Regions from separate parts of the Mus musculus genome. Here all the other regions are linked to region 3. A link is a loop called in an ENCODE intact Hi-C map of the cell type or tissue named here. Cell type or tissue: heart. All regions are shown on one strand. Links, peaks and the distances in the headings refer to the core of each region. The heading gives the core; the rest is flanking DNA.

Evidence for each region. Peaks named below come from ENCODE experiments on the same cell type or tissue, not always from the same donor. Only the 100,000 strongest peaks of a DNase experiment are listed, where the experiment ranks them.
Region 1: it touches region 3 in a loop (5-fold over the local background); 6 of 42 quality-filtered maps call a loop at or near these places.
Region 2: it touches region 3 in a loop (9-fold over the local background); 21 of 42 quality-filtered maps call a loop at or near these places.

What each region holds. Positions count from the first base shown.
Region 1 is chr1:75,502,167-75,512,097 of GRCm38, reverse strand. Obsl1 (obscurin-like 1) reads left to right here and starts at 5,646. Exons shown (of 20, transcript NM_178884.5): 1 at 5,646-6,885; 2 at 8,132-8,401; 3 at 8,480-8,731; 4 at 8,883-9,185; 5 at 9,843-9,931. The coding sequence starts at 5,874. Inha (inhibin alpha) reads right to left here and starts at 5,021. Exons shown (of 2, transcript NM_010564.5): 1 at 4,580-5,021; 2 at 1,732-2,764. The coding sequence starts at 4,850. The coding sequence ends at 1,935. In heart, for the core only: no CTCF peak of the experiment used is centred there; DNase peaks (open chromatin) are centred at 5,637 and 6,387; H3K4me3 peaks cover 4,688 bases; H3K27ac peaks cover 5,844 bases.
Region 2 is chr1:75,473,806-75,483,736 of GRCm38, reverse strand. It overlaps Chpf (chondroitin polymerizing factor), which reads left to right and starts at 4,266. Exons shown (of 4, transcript NM_001001566.3): 1 at 4,266-4,945; 2 at 5,919-6,492; 3 at 6,998-7,177; 4 at 7,511-9,168. The coding sequence starts at 4,632. The coding sequence ends at 8,767. Tmem198 (transmembrane protein 198) reads right to left here and starts at 4,205. Exons shown (of 5, transcript NM_177056.4): 1 at 3,852-4,205; 2 at 3,340-3,544; 3 at 593-1,168. The coding sequence starts at 3,505. It overlaps Asic4 (acid-sensing (proton-gated) ion channel family member 4), which reads right to left. Exons shown (of 10, transcript NM_183022.3): 10 at 9,397-9,931. In heart, for the core only: a CTCF peak has its summit at 6,221; DNase peaks (open chromatin) are centred at 3,526, 4,266, 5,066, 6,236 and 1 weaker place; H3K4me3 peaks cover 3,039 bases; H3K27ac peaks cover 1,333 bases; H3K27me3 peaks cover 4,825 bases.
Region 3 is chr1:75,593,099-75,603,029 of GRCm38, reverse strand. No RefSeq gene overlaps it. Among named protein-coding and RNA genes, the nearest start is that of Slc4a3, 52 kb to the right of the region's middle. In heart, for the core only: CTCF peaks have their summits at 5,191 (motif pointing right) and 5,930 (motif pointing right); DNase peaks (open chromatin) are centred at 5,949 and 6,899; H3K27me3 peaks cover 2,687 bases.

The DNA of each region.
Region 1 (9,931 bases), core at 1,254-9,253, 91 kb after region 3:
TCTGGCAGCTAGCCTAGTGCAGGGTCCTGTGGCCCTGAGTATTGTCCCCAACCCTCAGAGCTCTTCTCTCTTCAAGTGACAGAAGCTGTCTAGTGGCACAGGAACATAGCAAGGTCTCAGCAGGAAGAATATGGAGCAGGCGAGTCTTAGAAGATGAAGTTCCCAGGAAAAGGCCTTGGTGTGGGGACCGAGAGGCCTAGGCCGGAAGCCAGACAAGGAAGAAGGGAACATAGGCAGCCTTGAGAAAAAGCCCCTGGATCCCATTGGCTAAGCCTGTGCAGTGCACTTCCCAGCCCTCTGAGTAGGGAGCATGGAACCCTGAGCACAACACAGTTCTAATAACTCTGATGGGGATGGATGAAGATGCTGGAAAGACTCAGCTGTGAACTCTGTCTGCCTGCCCTATGCCTTCAGAGCCTCAGAGGGTGAGTGAACCAAGTCTGGGGGCCCCTGTGCTGCCAGGAATAGAAGCTGCTTCAGGTTTATTCAGGTGGGGGAGGGGTGTTGAAAGGACTCTGACCTTTGGGATTTTTTTCCCTCTGTGTCTGGAGCCTTTGCTGGGCTGCTGGAAGGAAGCCTTTGACAAGCCCCAGGCTCTGCTAGCACAAAAACACACTGGAGTCCTCAGTCAGGATCCAAAAGTGCTCTTGTGTCGGGTGCTGATGGACTGAACACCCCAGCCCACCTCTACACACATACTGTGTACTGCAATAGGACTAATCAGCAGGAAGCCAGGACCCTGGGATAATGAAAAAAAAATTCAGGAAAAGAAGTTCTTAATGCTCCATTCTGGAGGCAAAATGGATTGATAGGAAACAAATGAGAGGGAAAAAGAGAGAAAGAAAGACATAGAGTTTATTACCATGCCCTGCTTTCTTCTGTGTGCATACTAAGTATATGGTCCAGATCACCAAAAATACACTTTCCCCCAGCTGTGGCTTATCTTTCCATCTTTCTGACATTATCCACTAAGTGTTTAATGTTGTGTAAAGATGAAGAGGAAACACCAAGGGAGCCTGAGTCCCACCCAGGTTAGCGAGGCTCTACTTGCAATCCCTAGCTCTTGGGAAGTTGAGGCAAGATGCCTTCAGTTCAAAACCAGTCTGGGCTAGAAGATGAGACCTTGTTTCAAAGAAAGGGTGGGAATCATTAGGGGATGGATGAGAGGTCCAAAACCAGTTTCTTGGCTCTTCATTCTGGTCATCAGATTTCAGTATGACACTGCCTCTCTCCTTGAGAGTTTCCCTGTGACACTGTCAATTCATACATTTCCCCCCCTTTCTCTGCACCCAAGTTCTTAAGAGGCATCAAGATCTGTTCTGCTTGGACAATTGTCCAGTAGGGTTGCGATGTCTATGAATCCCCTGACCTTGACCTAGACACCAGTCAGCCAGAAGAGAGAATGGCTGCATGCTTGGGGGGGGGGGGGGTGCGGGGGAGGGTATGGCCGCCTTAGATGAAACCACTATGATAGTAACTTTCTTTTAGGTGTGGCAAGACAGACAGACTGTGTGACATATCAGGTTTAGCTTGTAAGGGGACAATGTGTCCCTAGAGTGGGTGTCCAAAGCTCTGGGACACTTGGCAGCTTCCCAACTAATTCACATCTAATTTTACCTCTTAGACTGTCGATCTCTAAAGCCAAAAGCAGTTAACTCAAAATCCCACAACGCAATTCTCTCTGACCCCAGACCTCCCCAACCCCATTGTCAAAGACGTGAGGGGAACACATACAAAGGCACACACACTTCCTTTTTTATTGTTATCCACAGGACCTGGGTGGAGCAGGATATGGATCCCTCATACTGAAAGATGTAGGGAAAAGGAAGTGGAAACTGTCTACTTTCCACACTCTGTCCTCCTCCTAGCTGAGGACCCTGGGGTGGTGAATTGACTGTGGCCATCGGCTATGGGAGGAGGAGGCGGAGGTGCTTTTAGATACAAGCACAGTGTTGAGTAATAAGGTTGGGTACCATCTCATACTTGAAAGAGTAACCTCCATCTGAGGTGGTTCGGACGCGTAGGGACCTCATGCTCCCCGGAAGAGCAGCACAGCAGGGCTTGGCCCCTGGCACCAAAAACAGGGGCTGAACCGGGGTAGGGGGCACCCCAGGGACTGGCAGGGGCAGGTCAGATGTGGGCATCCCGCAGCTACCATGGCAGTAGTGGAAGATGAAACTGGGAGGGTGTACGATCCAGCGGTCCCAGCCCAGCTCTTGGAAGGAGATATTGAGAGCAGCTCGATGGCAGAAGGCATGCGCAGCGGGTTCCTCGGGAGGCCTCTGCAGCAAGCGCAAAGCCGCAGGAGACCAAGGCCAAGGCACGGAGGGAGTTGAACGCCGGGCCCTCTCCCCCGCACTGGGTGCTCGAGCCCTAGTGTGGGCTACCAGGAAAGGAGTGGTCTCAGGCCGGCCCGAGCAGGAACAGAGTGGGCATCGCAGCAGCAACACCAGGATGGGGTGGGTCAGCAGAGGGAAAGCAGACGCCGCCAGGTGCAGTACAGCCCAGCGTGGCGGGCCCTGTCCCAAGGACACAGGCACAGCCATGGGCCCCCCAGATGATAGCACCAGAAGATCTAGCAGGGGCGCAGAGCTATTGGCGGCTGCTGTGCTCTTCCTGCCTAGGCCTGTGTGGAACCACAGCTGGGCTGAAGTCACCTGGTGGCTGCGTATGTGTTGGGATGGCCGGAATACATAAGTGAAGAGGCCTTCCTCAGCCTCCTGGGCAAGCCCTCTGGCAGCTGGCTGGTCCTCACAGGTGGCACCTGCAGGGGACAGGCAGAAAAAGGAAAGAGAGGGTAGCCTTGATTTTGCTGACTATATGTCAAAAATCGAGTGTCACTTAGACTTAGACACCCCCCCCTGGAGTCTTGGGAAAACTAACAGAGGCTCCCCAATTTTCTATTCATCATCAAAACACCACATTGGTAAATTTTCTCCCAAGGGGTTTTACCAGTTAATATAAAGGGCAATGGGTAAGAGTCCATTTCACTGTCTACTTCATCCTCAGGTCTATTCATGAAGCTTATTGTGCCCTCCCCAGCCTTGAGCAGGCTGGCTGGCTCAGACCTTCTTTGCCACAGTTGCTAGTTCACCTAGGGTGAAGTCTTCCTACCTAGGTAAAGTTTTGTCTGCCACATCTGTGCACATCTGCAGCTTCCTGCAAGAAGCTACCTGCTGAGCAGCCGAGCTTGTCTTCCTGATGAGAAAGTGGGATCCTGGCACAGTGGGGGATGGATTCCCCCCTCCCTTTAAAGATCAGACATTAGGATATTAAAGTTGAGCCTTGATCAGAGGACTTTATCTTGGCTCATTATTTCTCGCCCCTTCCTCGCCATCCATCCCCAGCTTTCCTTTCAGGAAGCCAGGAACCCGTGGCTGCTGGCGGCTGCAGCTTATGGTAGTGTACATCAGATACCATGGAGTGATTCTCACACCTTGGGTGCATGGGTGTGTTTTGTTGCTTTTGCTCCATCTCAGCATGTCAGAAACTTTAAATGATAAATTTCTTTTTAAAATTATTTTCTTCATTTACATTTCAAATGCTATCCCCAAAGCCCCCTATACTCTCCCCTCGCCCTGAAAAGATAAATTTCTTAAAGGCACCGTGTTTTTGAAAGACAGCTTACAGGGTAGGGAGACAGCTCAGTTGAAGTACTTGTTGTGTCTGCATTAGGACCAGAGTTCAATCCCAGGACCGACATAAAGAACTGGATGCGATCTCACAGGACCGAGGAGACAGACACCCGTCAGGCTAACTAATTAGTGAGGTCCTGGTTCAGTGAGAGACTGACTCAAAAACAATGGTGGAGAGTGACTAAGGAAGATGTTCAGGGTCAACCTCTGACCTCCCCGCATTTCCAGGCATATGCATAAACTAACGAAGACAGAGGAGGAGGAAAAGAGAAAGAATGGAAGGGAAAGGAGAAGAGAGCAGAGGTCAGCCCTTCCCAGGGAAGTGTAGCTGCCATTTCTGGTCCAGTGGACACAGACTATGGGAAATATTATGGGCCAGCTGTAGTCAAGACTGCAATTGGGGCCGTACTAGAACACAGTCCCTCGCGTTACAAATTCTAACAACTGATCCATTCTCAAGACAAGACACTGAGGCGGCTGACAGTCAGCTAGTAAGTGGCAAGACTGGGATTCCACTTGATATGAAATCCATACTTTCGGTACTACTACTACGCTGCCTGGAGATGAAGGCAGGGAAGCGAGGAGACCTCAGAGTGAGCCAGATGGGGCTTGGGGAGAGTAGGGGGCACAAAACGCAGGACAGACCACAGGCAGCAACAGAAGCTGTCTCTACAGAGCCTTAGCTTCCCCTTTTGTATTCCAGGCATGCTAGGCTCACTGGATCAGTCCCGCTTGAGAAGTAGAGGCTACCACCTATCTGATGTTGAGGTAGAGGCTACCACCTGTTTGATGTCGATCAGAGGGGCTTAGGAACTGGCCCCTTGCCGCAAAGCCAGCTGAGTTGTGGGGCTGCCATTCATACCCAGAGCTGCCTGATTCCCAAGCCCATGAAGTAGGTACCGGCTACTCTTCAAAGTTGACCTGCCAATCCCCAACTTCATTACCTGTAGCTGGGAAAAGGATAGCCTGGGAGACATCTTCCTCCTCTGGTTCAGAGGTCCTGTGCATGAAACCCCCAACGGCATGTCTTCGAGGCAGACGCCTTATTCCAGGATCCCCACCTTCCCCATCCATTGCTGGGGGCCCCAAGGCATCTAGGAATAGAGCCTTCACCTTGGCCAGGACGAGCTCCCGGACAAGTTCGGGTCCCTGGCAGCTGTCCACATCCCGTAGGGTCAACAGCAAAAGGAGCAGCAGAGACCGCTGGCTCACCATAGTTCACTTGCCCTGATGACAGGGAACCCACACGCTGCCCTGTGCCCTTTCTGTCTAGGACCTCCCCACTGTCCCCTCCCCATCCCACTGCTGGCCTTCTTCTACCCTTCTCACCCCAGTCTCCCCCAGTCCTTCCCACGCCCCACAGTCCCAGTCGCCCCTGCCCATGGCATTGAGACCTCCTATCTCTGACGCAGATGTCTGTGGCCCTGAGCCTTATCTCCCACTCCCGCCAAGAATGTGGGGGAAGGGGCTGTGATGGGTATTCACCCCAAGTGACCTGACCCATTCAGGCAAGCATACAACCCACTCCTCAAATACACACACACACACACACACACACACACACACACACACACACACACACACATAGAATCTACATCAGGTACCACAGGTGCCTGGGTGCTTAAGGTTGACCAGTCATCAAATCATTTGTCAGAAGGACAGAATGCACCACCCCCCTCAGACTTTCTGGCGCTCTTTTCAATCCTAGCAGCTGCTAGGCCAACGTGGGAGGGTAGACCTAGGGTTGAGGCTCTGGGCCGAGGGCAGGTGGTCCCGCCTGCTCTATACTTAGCCTGGAGGAGCCAGTCTGAGCTCTTGTCCTCCAGCTGTGTCATCAGAGAATATTTTTGGGATTGGCAGCTGCAGGCGACAAAGTCACTCAAGCCCAAGCCAGGCCCGCAGTTGGAGACCTGGAGGCCGGAGGTGGGAGGGAGGGAGGAGAAAGAGGCCCAGGCTGTGGGAGGGGGCTGGAAAGAGAGACTCCCAAGAGCAGGAAGCCCGGCCGCGGGCAGTCTAGGCTGTAGGGCCCCTCGCTGAGCAGGCAAACAGGAAGGACAGCCCCCTGAGCTCTGGGCTCCCGGCCCGGGAATTGCCGCGTAGCAGGGCTGCGGCCAGGGTCCAGGGTAAAGAGGCGAGCGGTCACAGGAGTCCCACCGGTCCCGGCGCCCGCTCCGCCACGCCCTGGTCTCGGCTCCCGGCCTTCCCGCGCGCCCAGGCGAGCCATCTGCAGCGGCCGCAATGAAGGCCGGATCAGGGGATCAGGGGAGCCCCCCGTGTTTCCTACGCTTCCCGCGGCCCGTGCGGGTGGTAAGTGGAGCGGAGGCCGAGCTCAAATGCGTGGTCCTGGGAGAGCCGCCGCCCACTGTCGTGTGGGAGAAAGGCGGGCAGCAGCTGGTGGCCTCCGAGCGCCTAAGCTTTCCGGAGGACGGCGCCGAGCACGGCCTGCTGCTGAGCGGCGCGCTGCCCACCGACGCCGGGGTCTACGTGTGCCGCGCCCGCAACGCGGCCGGAGAGGCCTACGCGGCGGCCGCCGTCACCGTGCTGGAACCCCCGGCCCCCGAGCCGGAGCCCGAGTCCTCCGAGTGTCCGCTGCCAACACCGGGCACCGGGGAGGGCGCCCCGAAGTTCCTGACGGGGCCCCAGTCCCAGTGGGTGCTGCGAGGGGAGGAGGTGGTGCTGACGTGCCAGGTGGGAGGCCTTCCGGAGCCCAAGCTGTACTGGGAGAAGGATGGGATGGCCTTGGACGAAGTATGGGACAGCAGCCACTTCAAGCTGGAGCCCGGCCGCGGCGCGAGTGACGAGGGCGCGAGCCTGACGTTGCGCATCCTGGCGGCACGGCTGCCCGATTCCGGGGTGTACGTGTGTCACGCCCGCAACGCGCACGGCCACGCGCAGGCGGGCGCGCTGCTCCAGGTGCACCAGCCCCGCGAGAGCCCGCCCCAGGATCCCGATGAGAACCCCAAACCCGTGTTGGAGCCGCTCAAAGGCGCGCCCAAGACCTTCTGGGTGAACGAGGGCAAGCACGCCAAATTCCGCTGCTACGTGATGGGCAAACCTGAGCCCGAGATCGAATGGCACTTGGAGGGCCGCCCTCTGCTCCCCGATCGCCGCCGCCTCATGTACCGCGACCGCGACGGCGGCTTTGTACTTAAGGTGCTCTACTGCCAGGCCAAGGACCGTGGGCTCTACGTGTGCGCGGCGCGCAACTCGGCGGGCCAGACCCTAAGCGCGGTCCAGCTGCACGTGAAAGGTAGAGCACCGTGCTTCCAGTGCCCCCAGAGGTCCTTCTTGCTCATGTCCACCCCCATGTCCGGAGGAATATTGAATTCCAGTACACTGATGAATTTCTTAGCCAGCTACCCAGGTGGTAAAAACCACTAAGCCAAGGAATAGACTGTGTAAATCTTAACAATCCTAGAACATTCTTATCCTTTATTCTTTCTTTTAGGCCTTCTTTCCCAACTGGATTCCCATTGGTAGCAATATCTGTAAAATAATAGGAGCATGTTGTGGGAGTAAATAACTAGGGCTAAATTTATAATATGCTAATCGGTGAGAAAAAGGGGGCTGCTGTATTGAAAACACACATTTGGAGTGGAGGCTGTGTTCACAGCTTCGGGGGCCCGGAATCTGTTAGGAAGGCTGGTGCAAACCTCCCAGCAGCCACTGCTCATTCACAGGAGAGGTGGATGTGTCAGAGGAAAAACACCAGCCAGTCTGGATTCTTTTAAGTTTCAAAGAAGATGAAAGCAAAAGAGATGGGGGGGAGAGGTGACCTTACACGTTTTCAGTACCCATGAACAGAAAATCCAGAGAAAACAAGGCACTCTCGAGTCACATTGGAAGCTAAGGCTCCCCTTAATAGGACTTGACCACCACGATTTGAGGGGTTACATTTTCACTGGTGATTGCCCAACTTGTTCCTTCAAGGAAAACATGCTTGGGAAGTTCCCTTGAGTCCTGCCTGACACTTAACCAAGTGTGTGGTATCCGAGCTGTGACAGTGTCCTCACTGCGTCCTGCTCAGACTTGCCAGGCCAGTGAGAAACTGCAATGTCCTCAAGAAAGTAAAGAAACTTCTCCCAGTGGGGCCAAACCTTGTTTTCCTCAGCAAGTTAACTCTCTGGTGGTTTCCAAGTTCCGAAATATGGTTTTGAAATGCTTAGAATGCTATATTAAAATGAAATTCAATGCAGATCCTTGAAGAATTGGGAGATGCTGTGTAGTGTTAGGGACGGTTTGAAAACCACTGATCTGGTTGAATGTTTGCCGCCTCCCCTCCCCCATTTAACACATGAGCAGATTGAGACCCAGAAATGTTATAAGACGTGTCCAAGGTGATATCGGGGTCAGGCTGGGAATTAGGCCAACTAACTTAGCTGGGAATTCGGCCGCCATTCCTAGCCTGCTAGGAAGAGCAAGTATGTGTTATCCTCCTCAGCTAGTCTCTCGCTCCTGCTCCTGCTCCTGAGCCTTCTCTCCTTCTCTTTCTACAGAACCCCGCCTACGGTTCACCCGGCCCCTGCAGGATGTGGAGGGTCGGGAACACGGGATTGTGGTGCTGGAGTGTAAAGTACCTAACTCTCGAATTCCCACCGCCTGGTTCCGGGAGGACCAACGGCTGTTACCCTGCCGCAAGTACGAGCAGATCGAGGAGGGCGCTGTGAGACGCCTCGTCATCCACAAGCTGAAGGCCGATGATGATGGCGTCTATCTGTGCGAGATGCGGGGCCGAGTGCGCACTGTGGCCAATGTGACGGTCAAAGGTCAGCTGGCCAGTGGGAGGAGGCTGAGACCTGGTGGTGTCTCGTGCCTGGGCTGACGGATTCCCATCCACGTCTCAGGACCCATCCTGAAGCGTTTACCCCGGAAGCTTGACGTCCTGGAAGGAGAGAACGCAGTACTGCTGGTGGAGACTCAAGAAGCTGGGGTGCAGGGGTGCTGGAGCCGTGATGGGGAGGACCTGCCAGACACCTGCCAGAGCAGTTGTGGTCATATGCATGCCCTGGTCCTTCCAGGGGTGACCCGAGAAGATGCTGGAGAGATCACCTTCAGCCTGGGCAACTCCCGTACCACCACCCTGCTCAGAGTCAAATGTGAGAGCGTGAACACTTATAAACGGGGGCGGGGGGGGGGGGGCAGGGGCGTTGCCAGTTGCCAGTGCCTGGGTTGGGAAGGTGGATTTAAAGCAGGAGTGTTGATGGGGACGTGTACAAGGCTCAGGTGAAGATCCCACCTTTATCTTAGGTGTCAAGCACAGTCCTCCCGGGCCCCCCGTAATGGTTGAGATGTTCAAAGGCCAAAAGAACAAGGTTCTGCTGACCTGGAAGCCCCCAGAGCCACCTCCAGAGACCTCCTTCATCTACCGCCTAGAGCGGCAGGAAGTGGGGTCTGACGATTGGATCCAGTGCTTCAGCATTGAGAAGGCGGGAGCCGTAGAGGTGCCCGGGGACTGTGTACCCACCGAGGGTGACTATCACTTCCGCATCTGCACAGTCAGTGAACATGGCCGCAGTCCCCATGTCGTGTTCAACGGTTCTGCTCACCTTGGTAAGTTAACCCTTCGCCACTTATCCATCAGTATCTTTATCCAGTCATGCTCTCCGTGACCATTCTTCCCTTCTCTGACCCCCAGTCCTTATGTTCGCCCATCTTCTAGCTTTTGCCCTTTCTGGTTCTTTTGCTTTTCTCTTCTCTTCTCTTCTCTTCTCTTCTCTTCTCTTCTCTTCTCTTCTCTTCTCTTCTCTTCTCTTCTCTCCTCTTCTTTTCTTCTTTTCTTTTCTTTTCTTGGATATTTTCTTTATTTACATTTCAAATGTTATCCCCTTTCCCAGTCCCCACCCCCGAAACTCCCTATCCCATACCCCCTCCCCTGCTTCTATAAGGGTGTTCCCCCACCCCTGAATTCCCCTACATTGGGATATCTATAGAGCCTTCACAGGACCAAGGGCCTCTCTTCCCATTGATGCCCAACAAGGCATCCTCTGCTACATATGTGGCTGGAGCCATGGGTCCCCTCCATGTGTCCTCGTTGGTTAGTGGTTTAGTTCCTGGGAGCTCTGGGGAGTCTGGGTGGTTGATATTATTGTTCTTCCTATGGGGTTGCAAACCCCTTCAGCTCCTTCAGTCCTTCCTCTAACTCCTCCATTGGGGACCCCGTGCTCAGCCCTTTCTGGTTCTAACAGCCGTGCCCTGTCTCTGTTCCAGTGCCCACAGCTCGCCTGGTGTCAGGCCTGGAAGACGTGCAGGTATATGATGGGGAAGATGCCGTCTTCTCCCTTGATCTGTCCGCCATC
Region 2 (9,931 bases), core at 1,244-9,243, 120 kb after region 3:
GCATCGCACTGTCCTTGTAACAGATTTCAGCCTAGAGGGTCCATCCTGTCAGCAAAGCTCATGAACTGCACCTGCACCAAGCAGCCTTCCTTGACCACCCTAAGTACAGTGGGCTCCATAAAGTTACCGTTTCAGATCACCTTGTATTTCTCCATAACACGCTGCACAAGAGAAGTTAACTTAGTTGCTTCTTCACACATCTGTTATCTGTTTCTCGGCTACCTTGAATGTACACCCTTCATGAGAGCAGGAACCTTCTCTGGTAGCCTTTGTTTATTTGTTGTCCTGTCTGTAGTCAAGCTCAGACCCCAGCTCATGTTGGGTAAGCATGCTACCTCTGAGCTACATCCTCTGCTCTGCTTTTATTTCATCACTATTACCCCAGCGCCTGGAATGGACTTGACCTAGAGCCGGTGCCCCGCACATTCTTTTGGGATTGTTTCTTGGCCCTGTTCTCCTAGACCCTGATCAAGTCAACTCTCTAACCCATCAAGGCCCCGACTTTTTGTGTGTGGTTTCTGTCCCTTCTCACTAACCACCCATCTCCGTCCACCCCTCCTTCCCATGTCCACCCTAGCCTGTGTCCTCTCACCTTCTGTGTGGGAGTCCCTCTCGGTTGTCACCCTCCACTGCACCAGGACGCCCATCAGGCTAAGTAGAGGCCAGAGTGCCAGCAGGGCCCAGCTCCGCCAGCAGAGGGGAGGCACAGGTGCAGCCCGCAGTCGCTCCACCACGTAGCGCCCCAGCAGTAGCAGTTCAGCAAAATAGTCTGCGGCAGTGGCGATGAGGGCAGCGCCCGTCACGGCAGTGGCCAGGGTGGTGAGTGGTCGGGGCCAGCGCAGCGTGAGCAGGGCACAGAGCAGGCCGCCTCCCAGTAGCAGTCCCAGCGGGCCCCACACGGAGCCCGGCTGGTAATAGGGTGCAGAGCCTAGTAGGGCAGCAGCAGCGAGCAGCAGACCGAGCAGCAGCCCCACCAGGAAGAGGCCCACACTGCGTACCAGCATGGCTACCAGCCCGCAGAGCAGCCCGATGCCTAGTGCGATGCCCGCGCTTGCCCCAGCACTCAGCTGCGTCTCCAGAACCCGCTCTCGGTAGCACAGCAGGAAGATGACCACTGAGCCAAACAGCAACCCAGTGAGGAAGAGTACTGCCTTGAAGCAGCGGTAACCTGGAGGGGAACAGGGCCAGGGAGGGGCCAAAATGAGGTTACCAGGTTAGAAGTCAGAGGGGTTGGGGTCATGGAGGCACAAGAGCATCGGAGACATGGGTGCTAAAGGAAGAATTAGAGGTCATGAGGGCTCAAGGTGGGCCATGGAGGTCAGGGGAGATCGTGCAGATGTTTGCTGAGAATCGTTGTGAAGGCACGTAATTATTAAAATCATGTTATGAGCCTTTGAAGGTCGAAGTTGAGTAAATTGGCCATGGGGCAATAGGGTCTTTAGGATCACAGGGTCCAGAGAGATCACTGGAGTCCCAAAGGGATCAGCACTGGAGTCTCTGGGCCTCTGAGGAGGACTACTCAGAAATGAAGAGTCTGGAAATCAGAAGAAAATGAATGGGGTGAGGTCACCTAGGTTTAGAAAGACTGTCAGGGGCTTCCGAGGTAAAGCAGTGCTGGAAAGTCACAGAGAGGACAGAGCTTGGGGGGGAGATGAGGTCTTTGCAGGTCAGGGGACTGGGCAAGAGTAGTGTCATTAAGATTATTAAAGACAAAGGGGAACACTGAGGGCAGAGAAATAGGAGCACTAGAAACCACCATGCGGAGGATCAATCTACTGACTGGAGTTACAGGGATCAGAGAGAACCAGAGGGAGGGTACTAGGAGCTATGTGGGGCTGCAGGAAACCCAAGAGGACTACATGGAGAATGGGGGGTGGGGGTGGGGGGTGGGGAATTGAAGGGACTTGAGAGACATGAGTGGTGTTTGAAAGAGGAAGGGGGGGTGAGGTGGATCACAAACAATTGGGAAGCTGGAAGAAAGAGTTAGGAGTCAAGGAGAGGCAGGGAGAGCCAAAGAGAAAGATGATGATAAAGAGAAAAAGAGATTTGGTTCCAAGAATGGGGGTATCAGACCCCAGAAGGTTCTGAAGTCAGAGAGGAGCAGAGTTTAGAAAGAGGCTCTGAATCCCTGGTAGGGGCATCCAAGATGGGTAGGATGATTACTAGAGCTGAGGGCAAGGGATGAAGCTATCCAGAGCACCATGCAGAGGGAGGAGGTACCCAGAGCAGGAGGGGGGAATCTTTGGACACCCATACATATCCTAAATCCTTGTGGGGGACATTTTCCCTGCCCACTCTGCAAAATGTAAGAGAAAGACCATCTGATCCCATATTCCACACCCTATATTCCCAACTATTCTAACACACTTCTGGCAAACCACCCCAGCCTCTCTGCCCAAACTGGTTCTGATACATATAATCTTGAAGGCTGCCTTTGGGTCCCTACTCATAGAAGGCTCTCTCCACTGTGAAGTTCTGTAACTTCCTGAAGAATCCACTGGGCGTTTATTTACTCAAAGCTGACACTAGCCCATAGGTCACCTTTGTGAAAATGAGAAAAAGGCATACTGTTTTGTAGAGAAGCCAGCCTTGGTCCAAGACCTTGAGAGTTGTCAAATGGACCCCCACACACCTGTTCGACTGAGCGGCAGTTAGTGCTCACCCACCCAACCTCACTGAACTATGTAATCCATGCTGGCCTTGAGCCTCCCTTCCCTTGCTTTGGCTTCCTGGATGCTGGGATTACAGGCATACCACGCCCTCCCCCATACAACTCTTCACAGTAACCATTCTTATGGGAATCTGCCTTGTAGGCGATCTCCATTTGTATGACTACCATCCAGCCCACTCTGATATGTATCACAAGTGTGAATATTCCAGGTCTCGCCCCCACCATGCAATATGCCCTGTGGTAAGGAACCATGCTAAGAGTTTTTATTATTTTATTTTAGTCTGCTTATCCTAAGTGATCCAAACATATCTTCGCTACGATAGTCATTATTCTTTGACCACCTACTAATTCTTGTCTATATGAGACAAACACTGTTGTCTTTGTCCAAGTGAAAAAGCTGAGACCCAGGTTAACATGCCCATTACATCACAGTGACTAACATACAGAGCCCGGTTCAAACTCAAAGAGCCTAATTCAAAACCTGCTCTCTGTAGAATCTAGAGTCAATGATCTACAAATATACTTGTGATCAGCAAGAGAATGATACCGCCATGAGGGTGGGGTGGGGGTGGGGGTGGGATGGGGTGGAAATGATTCTCGAGACACCAGAAAAAGGAACTTTAGGGAAACAGTAGAAGGCCACAGGTGAGGAACGAGGGGGATCTCACCAAAGAAGCAGTAGACGACTCCAAACAAACAGCACATGATGCAGACGAGGGCCGGCAGTGCCTGATACCTGCGCTCCAGAGGCTGTTCACAAGGTGCACCCCAGAAGGTGTCATCCGGCTCCGGGGGCAGCAGCTGAAACCGCAGAGTTTCCATAGTACCCGGCATAGCGCCGGGAATGGAAGGGGGTCACCCTCCCAGGACAACCTGACAGGGAGGAAATTGGGGTCAAGAGTCAGTTGTGGGTCTCCACTACAATAACAGTGCGAGTGGGGGAATTCAGCAAGGGCACAGTGGACAAAGGAATGGTTGCCCACATCAGGCAGCTCTAGAAGCATCTCTGGAACGGGGAGCAGAGACAAAGGGAAACAAGTGCCTGGCTAGAGGCGGCTGGGATGGACTTAAAAGAGGGACTAGATGGGGCTAGACGAGGAGAGGGAGGGTGCCGCTGGCAAAAAGAGGCAGCCTGAGCACCATCTGTGGGAGGCTCAATTTGGAATTGTCCAAGATCTACCTGGGCCGGAGGTGACCGGAGCTTCCGAGCAAAGGAGGGTGTGCAGGGGCCGGAGGAGCCGGGGTTGTAGGACACCAGAGGCTCTGACTGACTGGGGTCCGGGCAAAGTCTGCCGTGCGAAGGGGGCTGCTGGGCCGGAGAGACGGGTCTCTGTGCGACGGCGTCGTCGCCCCACCTCCGACACCGGCTGGCACTGCAGCTCCACAGACTCGCGCCCGGCTCGGGGAAGGGAAAGGAGCAGGAGCTCGGGCTGTCCCGGAGCCGCGGCCCCATGCCCTGAGCCCGCTGGCGGCCTTTGGTGCTGATGGACAGCTCCGGCCTCTGCTCCTGACGTCACTCAGGGTGCACCATCCTGGCAGGGGCGGGCTGCTTCTGACGTCATCCGGGACGCACCAACCACGCAGGGGGGAGACAGGGGACTCCGCCCCCGGCGTCTGCCTCTCCGGCGCTGAGGAGGGGGCACTTCCGGGGGTCCTTCCCCTTTAACCTCCTCCCCTTCGTCCCTCTCCGCTAGCTGACGGCTAGACCCCACCTCGGGGGCGGGGCCCTGTCGGTGACACGTCGGACAGCGGCCGCCTTGGAGGCCCGGGCGCGCAGTGCTGCTCTAAGGGCGGCCGACCCGCCCGGGGATTCCGGGCTTGAGCTCCTACCTCTGCTCGGCGGGGAGGGAGCGGGCCCGCCTGCTGGGCCTGGGCCCTCCGGATCCGCCCCCTCTTCGGTCCCGCCCCCTCGGAGCCGCCTCGGGCTACGCGGGGGCCGGGGACCCGCTGTCGGGACGCCATGCGGGCGTCGCTGCTGCTGTCCGTGCTGCGGCCCGCGGGGCCCGTGGCCGTGGGCATCTCTCTGGGCTTCACCCTGAGCCTGCTCAGCGTCACCTGGGTGGAGGAGCCTTGCGGACCCGGGCCGCCCCAACCCGGAGACTCTGAGCTGCCGCCGCGCGGCAACACCAACGCGGCGCGCCGGCCCAACTCGGTGCAGCCCGGATCCGAGCGCGAGAGGCCCGGGGCCGGCGCAGGCACCGGTGAGAGCTGGGAGCCTCGTGTCTTGCCCTACCATCCCGCGCAGCCAGGCCAGGCCACCAAGAAGGCCGTCAGGTACTGATCCACTCCGTCCGCCCTAACACCCCCCCCCCCCCCCCCGCAGGCACCAGCCAGGATGCGCGCGCTAGGGAGGCCGCCAGAGGCCGGGTCAGGCTCCGGAAGGAAGGGGCCGGCCGGCCAGGAAGTCCTTGGGCCTCGATTACTTCCTATGACCCTGCTTGCAGGGAGACAGAGGGCCAGTTTGAAGCTTTTTCTGGATCCCGTCCGGATCTGAGCTGAGCTAAACCGACTCCACCCAATTATACTCCAAAGACCCTCTTAGCCCCCCACTGGTCTGTTTAGGATTAGAAAAATGAGTGTTAAAGAGGATAAGTGTATAAAGAGGGGGAAAGAAAAAGGAGGGAACTGGAATTTACCTGTATTTCATTCCTAGATGGGTTTCAAGGGCCACCTTGGGATGAGATGGGAGAGGGAGGAATGTACTCATCACATTGATGTCTCTGCCCACGCATTGAAGTAATTTCTTCTAAGTAACAGTGAATTCCAGTTGTACAACTTACCTTCTACCTTAGGAAGGTGAGTCACTGCCTTAGTTTGCCCCTCTCCAAAAGACATTCTCTACACCACTATGCCGTATGCTTCTACACATCATTTATAGGACATATTGGGGGGGCGGGGCTGACAGCATATTCATGTTGCAGGGAGCATCTGCAACAGTGTGCCAAGCATGTTACTGTTTAAGTGCAATCTGTCCCATTTTACAGATGGCACCGATTAAGTAACATGTTCAGGGACACAGCCACTAGGTTGTGAAATCTGGAAGTAGATCTAGTGTATCTCTTACCTGCATCTGCCTTGGAAGTGCTGTCTCCTAGATGCAACACTTTCTGTGAGACCAGTATATCACTTAAATCATGTCTCGTGGGAGAGACAGTCTTATCCTCCCGTTCGTGGGTGCCAAACAGGTCCAGAGGAGAACTAACAAGTGAAGCTGTGTGCTATCTTGTTCCTAACTGTCTTTTCCCAGAACTCGGTATATCAGCACGGAGCTGGGCATCAGGCAGAAGCTTCTGGTGGCAGTGCTGACCTCACAAGCCACGTTGCCTACACTGGGTGTGGCTGTAAACCGAACTCTGGGACACCGACTGGAGCATGTAGTGTTCCTGACCGGTGCGAGGGGCCGCCGGACACCTTCAGGCATGGCGGTGGTGGCACTGGGCGAAGAGAGGCCCATCGGACACCTGCACCTGGCGCTGCGCCACCTGCTGGAGCAACACGGCGATGACTTTGACTGGTTTTTCCTAGTGCCTGATGCCACCTATACTGAAGCGCATGGACTGGACCGCCTAGCTGGCCACCTCAGCCTTGCTTCAGCAACCCATCTCTATCTTGGCCGGCCGCAGGACTTCATCGGTGGAGATACTACCCCAGGCCGCTACTGCCACGGGGGCTTTGGAGTCTTGCTCTCTCGCACACTGCTACAGCAACTGCGCCCCCACCTGGAAAGCTGCCGCAACGACATCGTCAGTGCTCGCCCGGATGAGTGGTTGGGCCGCTGCATCCTTGATGCCACAGGCGTGGGCTGTACTGGTGACCACGAGGTAGGAAGATAAGCCTCCCAATTAGTGTCTCCTCTCAGAGCTTGCTTATTTCCCCAGGAGAGGTATGGGGTAATGGAGATAGAGGTTGGGGTTTTCTCTGTTAATCTATCTTTTTTTTTTTTTAAATCCCAGTGGCTCTAGGTAAATTACTAGATCTGAGCTTCAGCAGCCTCGTGCATGCTAATGGAAACAATTATTAGGCAGGGCCGTATAAGGATTAGGGAAAAGTAAGAGATCCTTACACACAATATATATTCAGTGTCAGCTATTTTATTTAGCTCTCTGGACACCTCTGAGGCAGCTTTCACAGATGAGCTCACAGAGACCTGACCAGGCTTGTACAACATCAGCTGGTCAAATAGACTTCAAATCCACAGAACTCTGACTTTCCAAGTCCATAACTGGTTATAGGATTTGAAGATGAGACACCAGCTAAGAGAGGGAGGAAGGTCAGTCAGCTCTGTTGTTGTTCCCATTCTGAATGCTTCCTTTCCTCCCTCCCCAGGGAATGCACTACAACTACCTGGAACTGAGCCCCGGGGAGCCTGTGCAGGAGGGGGACCCTCGTTTCCGCAGCGCCTTGACAGCCCATCCCGTGCGTGACCCTGTGCACATGTACCAGCTGCACAAAGCTTTTGCCCGCGCTGAGCTGGACCGCACGTACCAGGAGATTCAAGAATTGCAGGTACAGGCCTGGGCTTAGGGAGTCAAGGGATTAGGGGGAGCAGGTCCTGAGAGACCCCGGGAATAAAAAGTCAGTGATAGAGTCATAGAGCAAACCCACTGCCAGGGCTTTGACCTTTGTGAAACCTCCAGGAATCCCCCCTTTCAACTTTTAAACTGTCTTAATCTGTGAAGAAACTGCGCGCGCATGCGCGTGCGTGGGGGGGTGGGGGGCTTGGGTTTCCGGTAAGCTGCAGGTCCTCTCTGAGTATCACTGCCTGCCCACAGAGTCTCTAGTTGTATACTGGCTCTGTGACCCCGTACTTTGCTCATGGCCCCTTTTTCCCCTGCCCAGTGGGAGATCCAGAATACCAGCCGACTGGCTGCTGATGGGGAGAGAGCCTCTGCCTGGCCAGTGGGCATCCCAGCACCGTCTCGCCCTGCCTCACGCTTTGAGGTTCTGCGCTGGGACTACTTCACAGAACAATACGCGTTCTCCTGCGCCGATGGCTCTCCCCGCTGCCCGTTGCGTGGGGCCGACCAGGCTGATGTGGCTGACGTCCTGGGGACAGCCTTAGAGGAGCTCAACCGCCGTTACCAGCCAGCGCTGCAGCTCCAGAAGCAACAGCTGGTGAACGGCTACCGGCGTTTTGATCCAGCCCGAGGCATGGAGTACACACTAGACCTGCAGCTGGAAGCGCTGACACCCCAGGGTGGCCGCTGGCCCCTCACCCGCAGGGTGCAGCTCCTTCGGCCCTTGAGCCGAGTGGAGATCTTGCCTGTACCCTATGTCACCGAGGCTTCTCGGCTCACTGTGCTACTGCCGCTGGCTGCAGCGGAACGAGACCTGGCTTCTGGCTTCTTAGAAGCCTTTGCCACTGCAGCCCTGGAACCTGGTGATGCAGCAGCCTTGACCCTGCTGCTGCTGTATGAGCCACGCCAGGCCCAGCGGGCAGCCCACTCAGACGTCTTCGCACCTGTCAAGGCCCACGTGGCAGAGCTAGAGCGGCGTTTCCCTGGTGCCCGGGTGCCCTGGCTCAGTGTGCAGACAGCAGCGCCCTCTCCACTGCGTCTCATGGATCTGCTGTCCAAGAAGCACCCACTAGACACTCTGTTCCTGCTGGCCGGGCCAGACACGGTACTCACACCTGATTTCCTGAACCGCTGCCGCATGCATGCCATCTCTGGCTGGCAGGCCTTCTTCCCCATGCACTTCCAGGCCTTCCACCCTGCTGTGGCTCCACCTCAGGGCCCTGGGCCACCAGAGCTGGGCCGTGACACCGGTCACTTTGATCGCCAGGCTGCCAGTGAGGCATGCTTCTACAACTCCGACTATGTGGCGGCCCGTGGCCGGCTGGTGGCGGCCTCGGAGCAGGAGGAGGAGCTGCTGGAGAGCCTGGATGTGTACGAGTTGTTTCTGCGCTTCTCCAACTTGCACGTGCTGAGAGCAGTAGAGCCAGCCTTGCTGCAGCGCTACCGGGCCCAGCCGTGCAGTGCACGGCTCAGTGAAGACCTTTACCACCGCTGTCGCCAGAGCGTACTTGAGGGCCTTGGCTCCCGCACCCAGCTTGCCATGCTGCTCTTTGAGCAGGAACAGGGGAACAGCACCTAAGCCCCTGCACCTGTCCCTGCTCTTCCCCAGGAACCTGGAGCCACGTGCCAGCCTCGCTGGACAGGGCTGGCTGTAGCCTCAGTCCCTAGGGCAGCCCACTGGTCCCTTGTCTCTTGCTTTGTTGGACCCATGGGCTCAGGACAAGCCCTGAGACAGATGCCCTAGAGCCATCCTTTCTTGTCCAGTCCCCCTGCCCCCTTGACGCTGCTGATTCAGGCTGTGGCCTCTGTTTATGCCTGACGCCAGCCTTGCCTCCTGGGCTCCTGTCCTGGGAGCTGGGCTGTAGATGGATTGTTGGAGGAGGTGAAGCTGAGAAAGGAGGGGTACGTTATCTACTGCCTTCTCCCTTCTGGATCCACGATAAAGCTCTGGCTTTAATAAACTGGTTAAGTGTAGAATAATGAGTGGAAACTGGTAATTTAGTGTTGGCAAGGTAGGCATGGGAGGACCGACCCCTAAGGATGGAGGAACCCTGGGTCTGGAGCCTTCTTTTCCTGTTACAGGGATCAAGTCAGATAGATGCCCAGCCTCCAGCAAGTTCATGTGGATGCTCTCCCTCTCCCTCTCTCTGTCCCTCTCCCTCTCCCCCCACCTCTCTCTCACACACACACAGAGAAACAGACACAGAATTCTTTGTGCCTCTTTATTCCCAATTTCACCAGCACTTTATAAAACCAATCTCTAGGGAGCAAGGCCTGAGAAGGCCGCTCCCCCTCCCCCTCCCCCTATGCTCAGCCAAGGTCTGAAAGGTCTTTCCACCCACTCCCCATGAAGGGAACTTGTGGTGGGGCTGGTACAGGGGGAACTGGGAGCTGGGCCAGGCCTGCTGGGCCGCCCACTCCCCCTGCCAAGAGGGAGCTGGGCCTGGAAAGAGGGAAAGAGAACCAGCCCAGCATGCCTGGGTCCCAAGGACTTGCCTTCTGCCATTAGGGCTAGGACCCTGACTGTCCTGTGTCACCCTCCCCTGCAGTCCCACCCTTCTATGTCTGTGTCCCACCCCCACCCAGTCCCTAACTATATACAAATGTACAGAGGGGCTCTGCCAGGGTTCCACCTTCCCCCCCTCTTCCTCCCTCCCCTCCTCAGGGACCTCTAGTCTGGTCTCCAGCCCTTCCTGGATACCTGCCTGGGAGCAGGGAGTATAGACAAGAAGGACCCTTGTGC
Region 3 (9,931 bases), core at 810-8,809:
TATTTTATATGCTAATTTGTTTTTCCTTCTAATTAACAATAAAGGCCTATGAAGATGGCTCAGTGGTTTACAATGTTGGCTACACAAGCACAGGGACCTGAGTTCAAATCCCAGAACCCACATTAAAAAAAGCTGGGTGTGGCTGAACATGCACCTGTAATCCAAGAGCTGAGGGCTGAAAACAAAGAGATTATTGGGGCTAGCTCCCAGTTTACTGGGAGACCCTGTCTCAAGGGGATAAAGTAGAGAGTGATTGAGCAAGACACCCAGTGTCCTCCACAGGGACATTCACAGGCATGCACACACATGTACACCACGCATACAAAAATAAATATATACATAAACATATAAATAAATAAGCAGAAAAGGCTGGAGGCAGGTCCAGTCTTACCAGTGGGGCAGAATTTTTGTCTAGGAAAACTCTCCACAGGTACATTTTAAAATTTAATTAATTACCCTAAAACTGCGAGAGCCTCAAGTAAAAAGACAATGTGTAGGCTTCCTCTCACCAGAAGGCAGGCCACTAAGTGTGATGTCAGGTTCAGCAGCCCTCCCAAAAACGTCTCATTGGGCTGAAATAAATAAATAAGTTATAAAAACTCTTGAAATCTAACCTTAATGCATTCCATCTCACATATTGGCTCATTCCCAAATAGAAGTTCCATTTCCTAAGACTGAACCAATGAGCGCAATGAAAACAGTTACTAAGGACAGGGACAAGGACTGGTCTGGGACAAAAACAACCGGGGACACTTGGTAAATTAAGCGGCCCATGGGAGACACTTCACAGGCGGAAGAGCAATTTAAAGTATTTATGACGGTTGATGGACCCTGAATTAGTCATGACTTCTTAAAGACAAGATCTCAGAACCGTCGGGGGGGGGGGGGAGGACGCTGACGGGAGGGGGGGTGAGGGGGGCTTCTGGGGCTGTTGGAGGTCAGGGAAGCAAATGATGTAGTATTAGTGTGAATTAAGAGACCAACGCCATAGTGATGGCTGCGCTGGTATGTAATACAAATGCGCGCATCTGACCTTGACTGCGGTTCCAGTCTGTGCGCTTTAACAGAAAGCAATGGGAGAAGCCACCGGAGAGCGTTGGGGTGATTAGCATGTGGATGAGAGCTCAGAACCTCTAAAGGAGTAGAGGTTTAATTATTCAAGCCGCTACTTAGGAAACCGAAAGGGGTGTGCTCTAAGAGTGGGATGAAAGGCATCTGGAGGTGACTGGGTAAGGACTCCAAAGGCTCCAAATTAGATTCTTGATAAAATGGACAAGATCCTTGGAAAGAGTGTTTTCAATAGATCAACATCTTTTTAGAAAGTAGAGGGCCAGCAGGGCCAAACAATTCCAAATACCTCAACAGGAGTATGCCGGCTTGGAATTAGTAACAAAATGTAACCAACCCTTCCTGAACCGATGTGTTAGCCAGAAACCGGAACAGAAAAGTCCTTAACCCAGTTGTTCTGCAGTCGTTAGAAAAATTTCTATCAGGGCCAGGGAGATGTCTCAACAGGTAAAGGCCCTATATGTGAAGGCCAGTGGCCAGAATTCAGTGTCTGGAGTCCACCATTAAAGAGGCTGACTGTGTGTGACTGCCACCTGCAGTGCCAGCACCCCTGCTTCAAGATGAGAGGCAGAGACAAGAGAATCACACAGAAGTCCTTGCACCAACTCTGTCTGGAGAGCACAGCTATAGAATCCCACCTCAACGAGGTGAAAAGTGAACTGACTGCCCAGTGCTGTCCTCCGGGCTCGCCATGCCCACAGCGGCACACATGCGCACAGACGCGCACAAAATAAGCAACTAAATAAGGGGAGGCGTTTGTTTGTTTGTTTGTTTGTTTGTTGAGACAGGGTTTCTCTGTGTAGCCCTGGCTGTCCTGGAACTCACTTTGTAGACCAGGCTGGCCTCGAACTCAGAAATCCGCCTGTCTCTGCCTCCCAAGTGCTGGGATTAAAGGTGTGTGTCACCGCTGCCTGGCTTGAGTATACAGAGAAACCCTGTCTCGAAAAACCAAAAAAAAAAAAAAAAAAAAAAAAAAAAAACAGAGAGAGAGAATTTTTTAAAGACAGAAAACTTTGTATCCCTCCTCATCTCTCCCACCCACTGAAGAAGTAACCCCAAAACCATTTAGGAGACAAAACAGGGATCAGAGCCCAAAAACCTTTTTTGTATTTCTGGCTGACAGCCAGGCTAGGAATGAAGACGACATTTCTGGTTTATGGGCAAGGCCACGAGTTGAGCCCCTCTCCTTACAGCAATGGCCTCTCCTCCCCACTGTCCTGGTCACTCCCGTCTCAGGAGAGGTAACCTTTACTGCCACTTACAAAATTGGGGAAATGATCAGGTTCCCTGTGTTGGATGGGGTCACTGGATGTGGTAGTTGGGTTACCTTTCCAATGGTCCTGTTTAGAGGACCCAGGGTAGCATGACACCAAGGAAACCAGTCTCATCAGTAAACGCATTTAAAATCCGACTCAAACCGAAGCTCAAAGACAACTTTAGTAGCCCCAGGACGAGAAAGATGTAAATGCAGGTAGCTTCCTGGAGGAGGAAAATGGAGAAGAAAGTGTAAGTCTGCTGGAGTTAAACCAGCATGGAGGGAGGTCAAAAGATAAGCAGCTCTGTGATAGGGAAGGGAGCGTCACGGCCAAGGTGTCAGGGAAGCAAACTTAGAAAAGAGAGGAGAACAGGAAAAAAGGAGGCTTTTCCAGGTGAGTCAGCAAAGTTAAGAGCTATATGCCTGTGGTTCTCTAAGAAACTGCCCTTAGGGGGCAGGAAGAAAATGTTCTCTATCGCATCAAAGGGATAATTCTTTCTCCTGGCCCTTTATCATGGCTTAAAGTATATCTGTCTTCCTACAGGTAGCCCCATCTCCCTGAGAGGTGGTCCCTTAGCCAGGCGATTGGCCTGTCCAACTGGATTAGATCTTTTATATTTGGGTAGCTTCTACCCCAGGCAGAGACATCTCTATTTCTAAGGCACCTCCACAGAGTCAGGCAGGGCTACTGTAACATGACAAACTTCCTGAACTTGTTAACTGATTCTGCAGCTTGGAAGTGACCTAGGGTCTGAGAGATACACACTGGCAGGCTTAGGGAAAGGCTTGTGGTGTTGATAGCAAGCTCCAACCTGTGGTTTATTTATGTACCAAGAGCAAGGTAAGAATGAGTCTTCTGTTTCAGCATGACTAAGAAAGAATTCTTCATTATATGTATTGAGTACTTATGAAGGTGTTTGCTTGCTTGCTTGCTTGCTTGCTTGCTTGCTTGCTTGCTTGCTTGCTTGCTTGCTTGGTGTTTGGTTTTCCGAGACAGGGTTTCTCTGTGTAGCCCTGGCTGTCCTGGAACTCACTCTGTAGACCAGGCTGACCTCGAACTCAGAAATCCACCTGCCTCTGCCTCCCGAGTGTTGGGATTAAAGGCGTGCACCATCACCGCCCAGTTGCTTATGAAGTTTGATTGGAAGGGCCATATTCATTTTTGTAATGTATGGCTGCTTTTGACCAAACAGACAGAACTGACTATCATACATCATAACCCACAACACACAACCCACAACTAAAACATTTTTAAAGTTTATTAACTAAAATAAATAAGCTAGCCAGAAGGTGGTGGTGCACACCTTTAATCCCGGGACTCAGGAGGCAGAGGCAGAAAGGTCTCTGAGTTTGAAGCCAGCCTGGTCTATGGAGTAAGTTTTGGGACAGCCAGGGTTAGACAGAGAAACCCTGTCTCAAAAGAAACAAAAGATAAAATAAAATAAACTTACCTAGATTTGCTCTAGTGTAATGTGAGTTTAATACTTTCAGCAAAGACAAAGCCCTTGACAAGTTTCAGAACAAAGTATGCTGACCCCATGTCCAGCGTCTGAGCTGCCACTATTGAGACTTTCAAGCCTCTTGCAGGGTCCCAGCCTGGGTCCCTGTGGGTGCAAGGTAGTGTTCTAGGGTATGCGGGTAAAAACACCAACAGAAGCCTTGGCGCTAGCAAAAAGGATCACCTCAGATCAACTAGGACCACCTATACCTTCCGTGTGGACCCCTGGACAGGTCCCTTGGCAACCTGGGGTTAGCCCAGTCAGAACCATACATGTGATGAATACAGGAAGGCTGTTCAGGCTCCAGAGACCCTGGATTGCTGTGTTTGCCATCACATGAAATGAGGAGGGGGGCAAAGAAAGAAAAAGCGACCCTAGCTCCGGAATCTAGCTGAAGTCTATCGGCAGCAGAGAATCAAGGATTTCTGCAAAGCTCATACAGCAATGAATGCTGCCTCTATAATAGGATATTCTCTTTACCTAGAGATAGTTCATCTCCAATATTAACATAACAAAGAAGCATGCCTAAGGTTAACCTTGTGTAACCTTTAAGCTTAGCTTTCCTCCTTAGCCAGTTAAAACCCCCAAACTTTCTGAGAACCTCACAAGATATGAACTTGGTTCACAGTCAAAATACGTATCTTGACTCCCTGTGACCCAGTGTGTTGTGAATTTGGGCTTATATTAATTTGGCCCCCAAAATTACACAGGAATCCACGCTTCTGCGCATAAGATGCTGAGGGACCCTACCTACCCCCAGTTGGTTTGATCGGTAAATAAAGTTGGTGACCAATGGCTGGGCAGGGAGATAGAAGTGAGACTTTTTAGGATGCCCAGGTAAGGGAGGGAGGGAGGGGGAGAGAGAGAGAGAGAGAGAGAGAGAGAGAGAGAGAGAGAGAGAGAGAGAGAGAGAGAGAGAGAGAGAGAGAGAGACTGTGGCCCCCACTGTCTGGCTGTGCCCATCTCCTCCATCAGCACACTTGAAACACTCTGGGTACCAGGACACATACCAGTTTTCTACAAAGTCTTTTGGGAAGAAACATAAGCTGCATGGGAAGTGTTGCAGGCATAGTACATTCTATTGTTTACTATCAAAATCGTTTTTAATTAAAAATTGTTTGTTATTAAAATACTTCATTTCAATATACCAACAGCTCGTCGTCCTGAAAAAGAAAACCACAGAGCTAGAAAAAATTATCTCAGCCTCTATAATGTGGAGAATGCTATAAATACATTTTAAAATATGTACATATGTCATATGAGAGGGATTATCCAAATCCTGTATTTATCAACTTGGTCTCTCATAAAGGTTTTGTGAAGTTGGTATAAAACTTAGTTTTCCTGAGAAGTGTGTTACAACACTCTGCCACTAGGGGGCAGCATATCCCACTCTTTTCCCTTTTTCAACCAAAGTTAAAGTTACAGAAAAACTGTAGTAAGCAATTGCATATTGTATAATGAAACATGCTGTGTGTGTGTGTGTACTATATGACATATAGCATGTGCATGTATAGCATTATGTAACATAAATGTGTATAAAATAGAATGTAAAAGTCTATGTTGCATCTGTAACATAATTTGGGAGAGGGTAGGGAATGTATCCTATACGCCGGTAAATCTCACTGAATCAATCAATCAATCAATCAATCAATATTCAGAGGTTCACCCATTCCTCTGAAAAGAATGAAATCAGAGATTTAAAAGGACAGCGGAAACCCCGGCGTGATGGCACACTCCTTTAATCCCAGCACTTGGGAGGCAGAGACAGGCAGATTTCTGAGTTCGAGGCCAGCCTGGTCTACAAAGTAAGTTCCAGGACAGCCAGGACTACACAGAGAAACCCTGTCTCGAAAAAACAAAAACAACAACAACAAAAGAACAGCAGAAATGTTCTTGCCTTGCCACCAGCAAACTCAGGAGGGGCTTGGTCCACTCAAAGACGGTGCCCCTGTCACCCTGAGGTGCCCCTGTCACCCTGAGGTGCCCCTGTCACCCTGAGGAAATAGCAGGAGTTGCAGCACAGATGACAGTGGCCAAGGAATCTGGGCAAATGCCCTGTTTAAACCAGGAGCCAAGAGACAGGAGAGACAGAGACACCCAGCCAGCACCAGGGGGCCCTGGAGCCAGAGGTTGAGTGCAGAGCACTGTGTGAAGCCAGGGCAAGTGTCCCAAACAGCAGCATACAAATAGCTCCATAGGTCATATGTGGGGAATCCCAAAAATGGGACTTTAAACCCATTTCCAAATTAAGACTGGGAGTGGCGGGGGGTGGTTAAAATCCTAGCCTGTGCACACACTCAAGACAACGAGAAACCCTGAGTGTCTGGAGTCACTTAAACCAGAAAGCGGCTCACCCGTCCCTTGCCTCCCCTTGACTCACACGGTCAGTCACCTTACATCACCTGGGAAGCTCCCTTCCCCTTCTCCGCCCCCCCCCCTACATAATTCGGATCTCTCCATGTCCCAGTGTAAATGCCATACCTCCACCCTCTCACCCTACCCCTGAGCACAAGACACTTCCCCAGACCCCTCCCCTGGAGCACCCATCTCCCCCAGGACATGTAGAAATGTGCCTTGTTTCCATAAGGACAGCATTGAAATGCAAGGTACAGGGGGAAAAAAAAAACCAGTAACCTGTGGTCACTTAGGTAAATAGGTGTTTCTTTTTCTCCATGATCAGAAATCCCAAGGCAGGCAGCTTCCGGCTATCATTGGAGGCGCAACGATGACGTTCATGGTGTCTTTTCAGTAGTCTTTGTCAAAGGCACGTCTGTGCTGGACAGTCCCCAGATAGCCTTAACTGACCCAGTCTCTCCCCACCTCCCCTTTGCACATGTAATTCTCAAAATAACTGTAGAATGTTTTGGGGTGTAATGTGGAGGCAGGGCACCCGCCAGAAACAACCTGGAGCCTTGCTCCCATCTCTGCTCAGAAATGTGACTCCTTTAGTTAGAAAGGAGCATCCCTGGCAGGCTGGCCTCTCATATTTGTCCAGAAGACGGATACCCTTGGCACTTTGCCCATTGAACACCAGAAGTCCCAGGAGTATGAGCCCAGGGCAGGGTGACTGCTGGGGTCCCAGGCTGTGCTACAAGTGAGGGACTCCACAGCTCTCTTAAGCCTTGAGGAATGGCTGGCCATGGGCCCTAAGCTGCTTTTGTCCCTTGTCACCAACCTATCAGGATCACATCCACTTTATGCTTCTTGTTGTGAACATCGTTCACCTCACCCAGTGCAGGCAGTTGGTCACAGTTCAAGATGCTGTGAGCAGAAACATCTACACTCCCAGCAGATGCCTCCCTTGATCCTGCTCTCCGGCCTCACGGTTGCAATATGGCTGCCACACCCGCCGGCATCGCATTTTCTTTCCGGGTAGAGGAAAGGAGTGCAGAGCCAGCTGCTTCTCCTCTTTTATCAGGGCAACAGAAGTTTTCCTAAAACCCATGAGCAGAGTTCTGCTTTAAAAAAAAAAATTAGGGCTAAAGAGATGACACAGCAGTTGAGAGCACACACTGCCCTTGGCAAGGACCTGAGGGTGGTTCCCAGCGCCTGTATCAGGAAGCTCGAAGATGCCTGTAACTCCGCCTCCAGGGGATCAGACTCACATACACAGACACTGATAAAATAAAAATGATTTTCTTTTTTTTCTTGTTTGTTTGTTTTTTTTTTTAAATTGTGTGGTGGGCATGGGGATATCACGGTACACAACACATGTTAGTGTCAGATAACAGCTTGCAGAAATTGGTTCTCTCCTCACACCTTCCGGGACCCAGGCATGGAACTCTAGCTGCGAGGCTTGGCAGCAAGCTTCTTTACTTACCTCCTGAGCCATCTCACTGGCCCCAGAGTTCTATTTAGAAGTCGTGACTTTAGTTTAAATGGCATCTCTAGACTAAGGATGCAATCCGGAGGTAAAGTGTTTGCCCGCCCTATGTGAGGCCCTTGGTTCATGCCCAGCAGTACAAAAATAAAAAAGATAAACAACATCACTTAGCCATTACTACCTTGCAATAGCCACAGCAAATGTGAATGACAATGGCTCTCAGGTCAGCTTAGGAATCATTGCCCTCCCTGATCCCCCAAGGCCTTGGTCACAGCAGCTCACCAAACCAACTCCACCCCCACCCCTGTCTCCTCTCCGTGTGCTATGTACCCAGTCGATGTGCCTCGCTCTCCCGACCAGGCGGGGACACACTAGGCAGGCTGAGTGGGTGTGGCCGCTGCGAGATAATTAAACCTGTGCCTTTCTTTTGATCCCTGAGATCTTCCATTTGAAATTCACTCTGATGGAGTGGAAAGATCCGGGTACATGCCCTGTCTAACCATCACGAAGGGTTAAACCATTTTTATTTCAGGTCTCAGGTGACCAGGGAAGGCTCGCTGGCAGGAGTGTCTATTGGGCGCCTCGGAGGCAAGCGATTGTGGGAATTCAGAATTAGTTTGAGCAAGCTCTCTTACTATCCCCTTGATATCCCCAGAATAAAAGCAGCAGTGACATTGCCAGTGACCCAGCTGTTAGAGAAACCTTGGATTAGGCCACAGAGGCTCTTGCCTCAAGTCCTGTAATAAGAAGCTCGCCTGGAGAATTGGATTTAAATCCAGTCCTTGATGCTCATCTTAGCGCGGCCCCGTCCCTCCATCTAATCTCATCTTGTCCTCGGAGTGTTGAAAATGATGGCAAAGCAGCGACCGTGGAAAGTGACTGTGTGAGCTTTTCTCACATGAGAGAGGTTCTCAATAAAAAGTAAAAGTGATTTAAATGCAGATGTCTCTTCCTTTGCCACCCGCTACCTTGTCCCTGAAGGTGTCACACAGTTCCCAGCTTTGGTAGCCTGCTGTGGGAAAGCAGACAAGGGCCACCAAGCACCCACTTCTCCTGGGCATCCAGAGTTGATGTGGTTGTAGGACTGAGACAGAAAGAGGATCATGGTCGCCTGCTCACTGGCTGGTGTTGGGAAAAGAATCGGAAGTAGCAGGGCAGTTTATTGCACATATGAGGTAATTTGCATAGGCAGCACCACTCAGCCAATGTGGTTGATGCGCCCAGATCCAAACCAATGAGAGACCCCAAGATGGCTCTCCATTATGAGCGGCGGTAGGAACAACCAAGAGCTTTCGGGTCAACACTCAGACCAAATAAGTCTGAGTTTCTGGCAGGAGCTAGGGCACTGAAGCTCTCGATTACAGTGCCACTGAGCCCATGTGCAAAACCTAAGCCCCAACCTGATGGTGTTAGGCCATGGGCTTTTGGAAATGATTCAAAGAATGGAATTGGTAGCATTAAGGCGGGGCGGGGGGTCTTAATTAGCAAGAAAGCTGACCTGTCTGCTTCTGCCTTGCAAAGTTGCCACAAAACCCACCATCCAACAGGCAGAAAGCAGCCCCTCACCAGACACAGAATCACCTTGACCTCGGATGGTCTAGCCTGCAGAATCATGAGAACTAAATCTGTATGGTTTCTATGCGTGGTTTTTTGTTTTTTGTTTTTTTGTTTTTTTGGGTTTTTTTTGTTTTTGTTTTTGTTTTTGTTTTTTTTTTGTTTTTTGTTTTTGTTTTTGTTTTTTTTTTTGGTTACAAAAACCCAACCACATTGAGACAGGGCAGCGAAGGCAGAAAAGCACCTTTCTCTGGACCTGTGCAGTTGACCTCTGACCCTGTGCCTCCCTCCATGCTCATCTTCAGGATGTAATTGGCCTTCTCTGCTCACCTCACACGGAGCCAAAGGTGAAAGCACACTGTGTGAATGCTAAGGGCTCAGCAATGAGCAACGGAGGACAAAGAGATGGCCTGAGCCTGAGAATTGAGGTATAGCTGCTCTAAAAGAAACATGATCCAGAGATAGCTCATTTGACCCATGACATTCTGTCTTCCATTTTCATGTGTGTGTTCCTTACACAGGCACATGTGAGAGTGGGTATGCTGCGCATGGATGCCCTTGCCTGTCTGGAGTCATCTCCCTTTGTTCTCCTACCTTAGTCAGTGAGGCATCCCTTTCAGTCAACCCAAAGCTCACTGATATGGCTAGGCTTGTTACCCATAGTGCTCTGGGATCCCATCTCTGCCCTCTGAGACTGAAATTACAGGTGGGCAGCCATACCCAGTGGGCATA